Linked DNA regions of Homo sapiens: region 1 is linked to region 2. The links are chromatin loops, found by intact Hi-C in ENCODE. Cell type or tissue: B cell. All regions are shown on one strand. Each heading gives the region's core, and the rest is flanking DNA. Links, peaks and the distances in the headings are about the cores only.

Evidence for each region. A loop is a pair of places that touch in the nucleus more often than their neighbours do. Peaks named below come from ENCODE experiments on the same cell type or tissue, not always from the same donor. Only the 100,000 strongest peaks of a DNase experiment are listed, where the experiment ranks them.
Region 1: it touches region 2 in a loop (6-fold over the local background); 7 of 110 quality-filtered maps call a loop at or near these places.

The regions. Positions count from the first base shown.
Region 1 is chr14:69,457,643-69,463,012 of GRCh38, forward strand. SLC39A9 (solute carrier family 39 member 9) reads left to right here. Exons shown (of 7, transcript NM_018375.5): 7 at 721-4,748. The coding sequence ends at 951. Among named protein-coding and RNA genes, the nearest start is that of PLEKHD1, 24 kb to the right of the region's middle. RefSeq lists a silencer at 2,646-2,695. In B cell, for the core only: CTCF peaks have their summits at 2,625 (motif pointing left) and 2,826; a DNase peak (open chromatin) is centred at 2,659.
Region 2 is chr14:69,571,565-69,576,934 of GRCh38, forward strand. CCDC177 (coiled-coil domain containing 177) reads right to left here and starts at 3,307. Exons shown (of 2, transcript NM_001271507.2): 1 at 2,978-3,307; 2 at 1-2,086. The coding sequence starts at 2,058. In B cell, for the core only: CTCF peaks have their summits at 3,362 (motif pointing left) and 3,573; DNase peaks (open chromatin) are centred at 907, 1,657, 2,357, 3,307 and 1 weaker place; H3K4me3 peaks cover 1,711 bases; H3K27me3 peaks cover 3,396 bases.

The DNA of each region.
Region 1 (5,370 bases), core at 96-5,095, 110 kb before region 2:
AATATCTGCAATAATATATTGTTGATTCTATCTCAAGAATAATACAAGCCAAACCTGTTGAACCAGCACTTAAAGTTCGTTTTAAAAAGCAATTGTGAACCAGGAGCAGTGGCGCATACCTGTAGTCCCAGCTACTTGGGAAGCTGAGACAGGAGGATTGCTTGAGCCCAGGAGTTCCAGGCTGTAGTGTGTTATGATTGTGCCTGTGAATAGCCACTCAACTCCAGCCTGGGCAACATAGCGAGACCTCATCTCTAAAGACAGATACAGTCAATGAATGGATGGACAGAATGATGGAACTGTGGTGAATATAGTTTAATAATAGTGTGTGGTACATATCAAAATTGCTAAGAGTAAATTTCAGATGTTCTCACCACAAAATATGATAAATATTTGAGATGACAGATGTTAGTTTTATTTAATTAGTCCACATTTTATTCATGAATCATAATGTCACTTTATACCCTATAAATATATATAATTATAAATTGTTGATTTACAATAAATTTTTTAAAAAATCAATTGCGTACATCACTGATATTCTTAAACCCTTATTTGGAAGCTTCCCATGAATAACTTAAAGTTGCTGTGTTCTCTAGATGTCCCCAGTGTCCTAGACAGCACCAGTTAAGAACAGTGAGTGTTTTTTAACTGGGACTTCTTCCTGACCCTGAATTTTACTTGACTTAGTTTTTCCTCTTTCTCTCTTCTAATTCACAGAGCAGTAAAGAAGCCCTTTCAGAGGTGAACGCCACGGGAGTGGCCATGCTTTTCTCTGCCGGGACATTTCTTTATGTTGCCACAGTACATGTCCTCCCTGAGGTGGGCGGAATAGGGCACAGCCACAAGCCCGATGCCACGGGAGGGAGAGGCCTCAGCCGCCTGGAAGTGGCAGCCCTGGTTCTGGGTTGCCTCATCCCTCTCATCCTGTCAGTAGGACACCAGCATTAAATGTTCAAGGTCCAGCCTTGGTCCAGGGCCGTTTGCCATCCAGTGAGAACAGCCGGCACGTGACAGCTACTCACTTCCTCAGTCTCTTGTCTCACCTTGCGCATCTCTACATGTATTCCTAGAGTCCAGAGGGGAGGTGAGGTTAAAACCTGAGTAATGGAAAAGCTTTTAGAGTAGAAACACATTTACGTTGCAGTTAGCTATAGACATCCCATTGTGTTATCTTTTAAAAGGCCCTTGACATTTTGCGTTTTAATATTTCTCTTAACCCTATTCTCAGGGAAGATGGAATTTAGTTTTAAGGAAAAGAGGAGAACTTCATACTCACAATGAAATAGTGATTATGAAAATACAGTGTTCTGTAATTAAGCTATGTCTCTTTCTTCTTAGTTTAGAGGCTCTGCTACTTTATCCATTGATTTTTAACATGGTTCCCACCATGTAAGACTGGTGCTTTAGCATCTATGCCACATGCGTTGATGGAAGGTCATAGCACCCACTCACTTAGATGCTAAAGGTGATTCTAGTTAATCTGGGATTAGGGTCAGGAAAATGATAGCAAGACACATTGAAAGCTCTCTTTATACTCAAAAGAGATATCCATTGAAAAGGGATGTCTAGAGGGATTTAAACAGCTCCTTTGGCACGTGCCTCTCTGAATCCAGCCTGCCATTCCATCAAATGGAGCAGGAGAGGTGGGAGGAGCTTCTAAAGAGGTGACTGGTATTTTGTAGCATTCCTTGTCAAGTTCTCCTTTGCAGAATACCTGTCTCCACATTCCTAGAGAGGAGCCAAGTTCTAGTAGTTTCAGTTCTAGGCTTTCCTTCAAGAACAGTCAGATCACAAAGTGTCTTTGGAAATTAAGGGATATTAAATTTTAAGTGATTTTTGGATGGTTATTGATATCTTTGTAGTAGCTTTTTTTAAAAGACTACCAAAATGTATGGTTGTCCTTTTTTTTTGTTTTTTTTTTTTTTAATTATTTCTCTTAGCAGATCAGCAATCCCTCTAGGGACCTAAATACTAGGTCAGCTTTGGCGACACTGTGTCTTCTCACATAACCACCTGTAGCAAGATGGATCATAAATGAGAAGTGTTTGCCTATTGATTTAAAGCTTATTGGAATCATGTCTCTTGTCTCTTCGTCTTTTCTTTGCTTTTCTTCTAACTTTTCCCTCTAGCCTCTCCTCGCCACAATTTGCTGCTTACTGCTGGTGTTAATATTTGTGTGGGATGAATTCTTATCAGGACAACCACTTCTCGAACTGTAATAATGAAGATAATAATATCTTTATTCTTTATCCCCCTTCAAAGAAATTACCTTTGTGTCAAATGCCGCTTTGTTGAGCCCTTAAAATACCACCTCCTCATGTGTAAATTGACACAATCACTAATCTGGTAATTTAAACAATTGAGATAGCAAAAGTGTTTAACAGACTAGGATAATTTTTTTTTCATATTTGCCAAAATTTTTGTAAACCCTGTCTTGTCAAATAAGTGTATAATATTGTATTATTAATTTATTTTTACTTTCTATACCATTTCAAAACACATTACACTAAGGGGGAACCAAGACTAGTTTCTTCAGGGCAGTGGACGTAGTAGTTTGTAAAAACGTTTTCTATGACGCATAAGCTAGCATGCCTATGATTTATTTCCTTCATGAATTTGTCACTGGATCAGCAGCTGTGGAAATAAAGCTTGTGAGCCCTCTGCTGGCCACAGTGAGGAAAGTAGCACAAATAGGATACAGTTGTATGTAGTCATTGGCAACAATTGCATACAATTTTACTACCAAGAGAAGGTATAGTATGGAAAGTCCAAATGACTTCCTTGATTGGATGTTAACAGCTGACTGGTGTGAGACTTGAGGTTTCATCTAGTCCTTCAAAACTATATGGTTGCCTAGATTCTCTCTGGAAACTGACTTTGTCAAATAAATAGCAGATTGTAGTGTCTGGTTTGGTTTGGACAGTAGTGCTTTCTATCATATTGTTGTGTGCAATGGTAATTTGTTCTACTGGCCAAAGCCTCTTTCAGCAGTGCCTTGCCATCATGCTTAAAAGTTTGGCTAGTATATCTTGCTGGATGGAGCCTTGAACTCCGGCAAGGATTGAACCATCTGACTTCCAAATTTGCCTTCCCCTCTGGACCTCACTATTAACAAGCAAACCTTTCAGGGCCCTCTTAGCTCTCAGAAGCTATGTATGGGCTTTCCCAGATTTTAAAGCTGCTGCCTCGAGAACTACTCATTTCTCTCCTGGTCAGCAGACAGAAATAGCCATACTAATCTCATAGGGCTCAAATGCATCTTCAGGCAGCAGGGAACCAAGCAGCGTGGCACAGGCCTTCTTGACTGGAGGAAGAGCTTGCTGGCATGGTGGGCAGTATTCCAGGAGAGGCCATGTCCGTGTTCACTTCTTGGCACATTTCAGTTCCGTTTTCCTCTTGTTTAAAACTGCCTCTTTAGATGTGGATGCCTTAATGCTGTAACACATTTGAAAACATTGGCAATACTTAAGTTGCTGCCATGATTACAGATGGAATTATTGGCTACCAAAGAGACGCAATTGATGATGAGAAGCATGATTCTTGCTTCCATATAACCAAAGTTAATCTTAATTGCAATTTGACTCCGTTTCCTTGGTAGGGATAGACTTTCTTCAGATTCCAAGTGCTCTCTTAAATGGCAAATTAAGTTAAAGAATACTACTGCTCCATTCCCCTCACTTATTCTCCAGTTAATTGCTTGTCAGTTCCATTTCAAGAAAGCAGTGATGTTCCAGGTTTGATTCAGTTTTCCTGTGCACACTATTGCCAAATTTTTTTTTAGCAAAGATTCTGCACTGGAACGTAGACAGTTGGAAACAGTACTACCTACCTAGAGGTTATGTGTTTTCTCTTTCTCCCCGCTTTCACCTCTTTCTTTCCCAATTCAAAACAGCCAAGTGAGCCCTGTTCTGGTATTTTGAATCATTAGAGAAAAGAAAGGGAGTGGCTGTTTTGAGTTGTCCTTTCTTTGCAGAAAGGAGAAAATGTGATTGTGTTTTTTTTTTACCAGCCTACTTCTAAGTGTCACTGCCTGGTTTTTCTCTTTTTCAAGGATTAGAACTAAGAGGACACACCAGCATCGGAGTGTATTAAGCCCCTGAAACACATGGTAGCTAGGGACTGAACACAGGAACCGTATGACAGCAGCACAAACCCCCAAAGGATGTTCCTGCCTTGTGGGCCCCTGAGCCCCTTGGGAGACTGAGAATCATGACCAGATTCATCCAGAACTGCTGCAGTGTTAAGTGAAAATCCTCTGTAGTTGTTCTGCAGAGGAACCTTCCTTCCATTAGAAAATTTCTGCTCAATACAGAATGGTCCACATCACCCAAAGTGCACTGTTGGAGATGCTGTGAAATTAAAACCTCTTTGTACCTGAGACATCTAGATTCACCTCAGGAGGCCTGAAGGAAATGTGTAACTTGTGGGAAAGAACTAGACAACCATTTAGGAATTCTCTAGATATACTCAGCCTAACCCAGTGGCTTAACACAAGGAGATTGGCTTTGATCTTTTTTTCTTGTGGCATCTTCCAGCAAGTTAGAAGTCTCATGGGATAAGACTGCAGTTCCCCTGGTTCAATAGCTGGAACAGTGATTTTAAATGTCCCTTTTTCTGGATCCCTTGTAAACATGAAATCATTCCATGGATGGCTGCCTTATAATTTTGTCTCTTTCCACTTTAATTGTGAATGGTTAAAAAAATGCTGTTTTCTGATATTAAATTTTTATTAGTGCATACCTTAATCTGAGTGGCTCATTACTTATCCTTTTGGCAGTTTGTTTGATGACCAGAATTGACCTGTATTTGAACATCAGAAAAGAGAATGAAAAGTTGTGATGGATGGTAGAAAGATGTACCTACCACAGGCACATCCTTTAGGGAAGGGAGGGAGAAAGGAGAGAGGGGAAATTAAGGACTTGATAGACCAATCTGCCCTGAAAGACACAAATGCATTGATAATTGTTTTTGCCTTGCTGTTGTTAGCAAATATTATTTACGAAGGTAGCTCTCTCTACTCTCAGAAAAGAGAAAGAGGCAACAGATCCAAACCACAGTGGATTCATTTCATAGGGCAGAGTTGTTATATGAGTAGATAGATGCTATGAACAACTGACCCTGGAAATTAAAGAGATTTGATTAGAAACGTGACGTGTGAATTTGATAAATGTTTTTCTCCCTCTGTGGACTTATGGTTAGTCATTAGATTTCATTAAATACTACTGGCCCACTTTGTGCTGGTTTTCTATATGTATAGTTACATGTATAGCTAGTTACAAAGATTGTGCTCAGGGCAGGCATGGTGGCTCACGCTTGTAATCCCAGCACTTTGGGAGGCCGAAGTGGGTAGATCACCTGAGGTCAGGA
Region 2 (5,370 bases), core at 249-5,248:
GGTCTCCTCGCGCACCTTCTCACGCACGTGGAAGGAAGCCCGGGCTGTGGAGCGGGCGCTCTCCAGCGCACTGCGCCGTTCCCGCGTCAGCTGCTCGCTGCGCTCCAGCTTGCGCCCGATGGCCTGGAGTAGCTCTCGCCGGCGGCAGTCTTCGTCCCTCTCCACCTTCTCCTTGTTGGCGCGCTGGGCTCGTTCCTTCTCCAGCCGGCTCTGGCCCACGCGCCGCGCCTTCTGCTGCACTGCTTCCTCGGCCACCTGCGTCGCGTGCTGCAGCCGTCGCTCCCCCGCCCGGGCCAGCGCCTCCAGGTGCGCCTGATGTTCCCGCTCTTTGCGCTCTGCCGCCTCCTTGGCCCGCCGACCCTGCAGCTCCTCTCGCCGGGCCCGCTCCCGCAGCTCCCGGGTGCGCTGCTCCACCAAATGCTCGTAGTTCTCCTGCGCACGGCCCAAACTGGCTTCCAGCGAGCTCCGCAGGCCCTCTCGCTCCTGGCGCTGCTGCCGGGTCCGACCCTGTAGCAGCGCCTCGTGGCGCGCCCGCTCGGCCCGGCTCAGCTCCCGCTTCTCCCGCTGCAGCTGGCCCTCCTGCCGCTGCTTGGCGCGGGCCGCGCGCTGGGCGCGCTCCCTGCGGATCTGCTCAGCCCGCTCCCGCCCTTCCTGTAGACCTTCCTCACGTTGCTTCAGGTTCTGCTCCTGCTGAAGCTTGCGCAGCCGATCCTCCCGGGCCGCGCGCTCCGCCCGCTCCCGCCGCAGGAGGCCCTGGCGTTCGGCCAGCTCCCGCCGCCGCTCCTCGCTGCGCTCGTACTGCCGCTGCCGCCGCCGCGCCGCCTCGCGCTCTTCGCGGCCACGGCGGCCTCGCCGCTCCTCCACCTGCGCGGCCCAGGCTCGGCGGCCCTGCTCTAGGGCGCGCTGCTTCTCCCGCTCCTCGCGCTCCCGCCGCTGCTTGGCGTGCACGCGCTGCAGCTCCCACTGGCCGTGGGCAGCCGCGCGTTGCTCCAGCAGCAGGAGCTCCTCCTGGTGCCGCGCCAGCATGAGCGCCGCGATCTTCCGGTCACGCTCCGGCACCCCGCGCAGGCCGCGCTCTGCACGCACTTGACGCACGATGCGCTCCACGTGCTGAGCGGTCTGCGGCGAATGGCTCAGGTCGCCGAGGCTGAAGCTGCGGCCGGTGATCGGAACCAGGGTCAGGGCAGACGGGCGGCCCGGAGCGTTGGTGGTGGAGGACGCCGACCCCGCTGGGCAGCTGTTCCTGGCCGAGGCCCGAGGCGGCCAGCGCAGCTCCCTCAAGCTTTCCCCACTGTAGGATGACGACGATGCGCCCGACTCGGAGCTGAGGGCGCCCTCACGCCGGCGGGACAGTGAGTCCAGCGAATGGCTCTTCCTGCCTGTTCGAGAACCCGCTGGCGGAGGTTGGGTCCGGGCGGAGGAGGGACTAGGGGAAGCCTTGCGGGCCGCACGCGGCGCGGGCGAGGCCGGGAGGCTGGCGCTGCTGCAGCTGCTGCTGCTGCCCGCGCTCGGGGCCGAGGCCGCGGCGGCGGCGGCGGCGGCGGCGGCCGCGGGGCTCAAAGGCGTGAAAAGACGCCGCTTCTCCTCGCGCATGATGCGCTCGCGCTCGGCCCGGCATTGCTGCAGCTTGGCGCGCCGCTCCGCCTCGTAGGCCTCATACAGGCCGGTGGCCACCCGCATGGAGCGGCCCGGAGCCTCTCGCACCAGGTCGGCCAGGGCCCGTGGCAGCAGCTCCACCGGCTTGACCGCACAGCGGGCGCAGGCCTCTAGCGAGCGGGGGCTGGTCAGCACGTAGCGGCTGCCCTCCGCCTCTGGGCAGTCGAAGTTGAAGAGGTCGAGGTGCAGCAGCGGGGACTGCTCCCGCCGCCCGCCTTCTGCGGCTGCACATGGGACTTCTGCCTTGCGGGGCACCGCCGCGGAGGCCGAGGCCGAGGCCGAGGAAGCTGCGGGCTCCTGTGCGCCCTGGGAATCAGGGGGCACGGACGCCACGGCCTCGTCCCCTCCAGAGTCGCCGGGTTCCGCTCCTGCCTTCTCTTCTTCAGGCACTGGGTCCACCATGGCTGAGCCCCGTCCTTTGTTGGAATCTCTGCAGATCACAAGGAGGGACATCGAGGAATACGTCTGAGAGCTCTTCCCCCCTCCTCATCCATAGTCACCCCATCCCAACTTAATCCGCTTTCGGATTAGGCTCAGAGGCTTTGGTGGAACGTAAATCATAAAACCGATGTCGGAAAGCCCAGGCTGAGCGCCAGAACGGGGATGGGGGTGGGGCGGACACTCGTGTTCAGAGAGCAGCCTGGGTCTCCCTCAGCCCCGGAATGCGGGGTGGAGGCCTGTGGCGAGGCTCCTCTGGGCGCCTAGCCCGCTAGATGCATCCCCTTTCTGCTGCAAGTTAAGATGAAAAGATCCAGGTGCAGGCAGGAGCTAGAGAGGGAGGCGCTGGAGGATTCCCGGGAGGATTAGCGTATTTGTTTGTAGCTTAGGCGGGCTACTGGGGATGCAGCTTTGCAGGAACAAAAAAGCAAGAGGCCTGTTCATCCCAAGGGACCCCATTTGCCTAAGGGAAGAAGTTTATGGTTGATTTCCCCTGCCAAAGGAGACTCGGTCGCAAGGCCCCCGGGTGATTAAAGGGCTGGGAGAAGTCCCCAAAGGCCTCTCCGGGAGGGGTGATGGATTCTTGCTCCAGCAGCTCTGGCAGGGCTTACTGAGGGCTCTGCACGCCGCCTCCGCCCCCACCTCCACCCCCACCGGGTGTTTGCTGGGGATGGAGAAGGTGCCTGGATACTCTCAGACGCACCGGATCTCCTCCAAGTCTGAATGTGCTAAAGATACCATCCACCCCAGTCGGGGTTCAGATACCCGCCCTCGGGTGCCCTCCGAGTTCCCCCACAGCATCCCAGTGGGTGGGCTCCTGGAGTGCAAAGAACCTGGCCGCCCAGGTTCCCGCAGCTCCCGGTACCCGAGCCGGTTTACTCACCCCGCGTCCTGGGCTTCGGCCCCGCGCCAAGGGCTTTTGTTCGCAGCTCGCCGCTGTCCCCTGCGCTTCTTCAGTCTCTGCGCCGGCGGGGTCGGGTTACTGCCGGCTGCAACCGTGAAAGGAGCCCCATCTGCCGCCGCCAGCGTCTCTCCATGGGGTCTGCGAACAGGGCGCACGCACCCCAGATGCTACCTACACGTGGGAGGGGGAGTGCGACAATGTCTCCCTAAAATAACGCGGCTCTGCACCCTTCCCTCACATTGATTCTTTAAAAAAGAAGCCCGGTTCCGTCGCTGCGGCATCCCTCTACACCTCTACAACCGTGGAGGTACCGCAGGTCCCACGCTGCCCCCTGCGCCTCCTGGCGGACACTCGAGGGTGCTGGTTTGTTTGCTTCGAGGACGAAGGAGAAATTTTTGTTTAAATGTATATATGTACATATATACACACATATAATATGTATATATATACACTACACACATACAGGTAGATGTAGGTATAGATATGGATAGATATCGATATATAAATCACCAAGAAACCCTAGTCTTTCAGCAGCCTAACTGGGTAGAATGAAGGAATTGCTCAGCTTGTTTCTAAAGGAAACCCTGAGGAGCAAACAAACTTGATAGCGAATAATTGGGTGGAAATATGGCGCCTGATGCAAATTGTGATTTTTTTTTTTTCAATGAAAAACTAAAAACAGGCTGGGCAAGGTGGCTTACACCTGTAATCCCAGCACTTCGGGAGGTCGAGGCCAGTGGATTACTTGAGTCCAGGAATTTGAGACCAGCCTGGACAACATAGCGAGTCCCCATCTCTAAAAAAATTTTCAAGAATTAGCTGGGGTGGTGTCCTGTGCCTGTAGTCCCAGCTACTCCAGAGGCTGAAGTGGGAGGATCACCTGAGCCCAGGAGGTTGAGGCTGCGGTGAACCATGACTGCACCACCGCACTGCAGCCTGGGTGACAGAGTGAGACCCTGTCTCAAACAAAATAAAACAAAATAAAAACAAACAAAAACTAAGAACACTTATGGGTTTGACGCAGGTGGAACATATGTAACTGGTGTTTAATGCAACATTTTATGACTTCCTGGTTATAGATAATAACAATTATAACCAGTTAGTGCCATACAATGAGTGTTATTTTGAGACATCTCCTGCCCACCTCTTTTCCATTTTGAGTGATAGTGGCCGTAGGAGACAGACCGGAGGAGTGCTTGATGGAGGGAAGTCGAGGAGAGGATGGGACATAACATTAGAGGGAATATTGAACTATGCATTAAATAACCTTGGCTGGGTGTGGTGGCACACACCTGTAATCCGAGCACTTTGGGAGGGCGAGGCGGATGGATCACTTGAGATCAGGAATTCGAGACCAGCCTGGCCAACATGGTGAAACTCCGTCTCTACTGAAAATACAAAAATTAGCCGGGTGTGGTGGCATGCAGCTGTAATCCCAGCTACTCAGGAGGCTGAGGCAGGAGAATCGCTTGAACCTGGGAGGCAGAGGTTGCAGTGAGCCGAGATCTCACCACTGCACCCCAGCCTGATGACAGAGCGAGACTCCATCTCAAGAAAAAAAAATTAAATTTTAAAAAATAACCTTGACATTGTCAGGTAGACTGTGAGGAGAAAGTGAAGGGTTTTAAGTGGGGAAATGACATGATTTGGTTTTTATTTTAGGAACATAACTCTGGCAACAGTGAAGTGGAGGCTTTACAAAGGCCAGGGCCAAGAGGAGGCAGGAAGCCCAGTTAGCTGGACACTGTGGTCACCCCAGGCAGGAAGGATTGGGGCCAGAGAGGAACAGTGGCAGGAGGAATACAGCACATAGTGATGGGGAGGGCCAGGGAAGGATGGTTTCCTTTTCGGACCTCTTGATTGAGGTGGAGCTGCTCAGCAGGTGGCTGATAAGTTGTGTCAGAGATCTGGACTGGAGCTAGAATTAGGACATCGTGACCCTATACCTGGTTCCTAAAACCAACAGTGTGAGTGAGATCACTCAGGGAGGGCAGGTGGAGCAATGAGAGAGGCTGGCAGGGCATGGATAGGGCTGCTAAGGGAAAAGGAGTGCACGAAGGGGACCAACAAGGAGTGCAACAAGGACAGACAGCAAAGTGTGGTCTTGTGTGAGCTACCAGTGGGGCACTGCAGAAGGAGAGTGTGCCCCTTGTGTTAAGGGCTGCAGAGGTCCAGGAGGTTTCACCTGGAGTCAAATACCCACTGAAACTGGCAGTTATGAGTCTTGGGTGACATTGGCAAAAACAGCTTAGTATTGCACTAGGGCAGATGCCAAGTGCAGGAAGCTGAGGTGCAATGGGAGGTGAGAATTACTGATGCTTTTGACATTCAGGTAGTAGTTTTAAGAACACGAAGCCTTTGGAATTTTACCC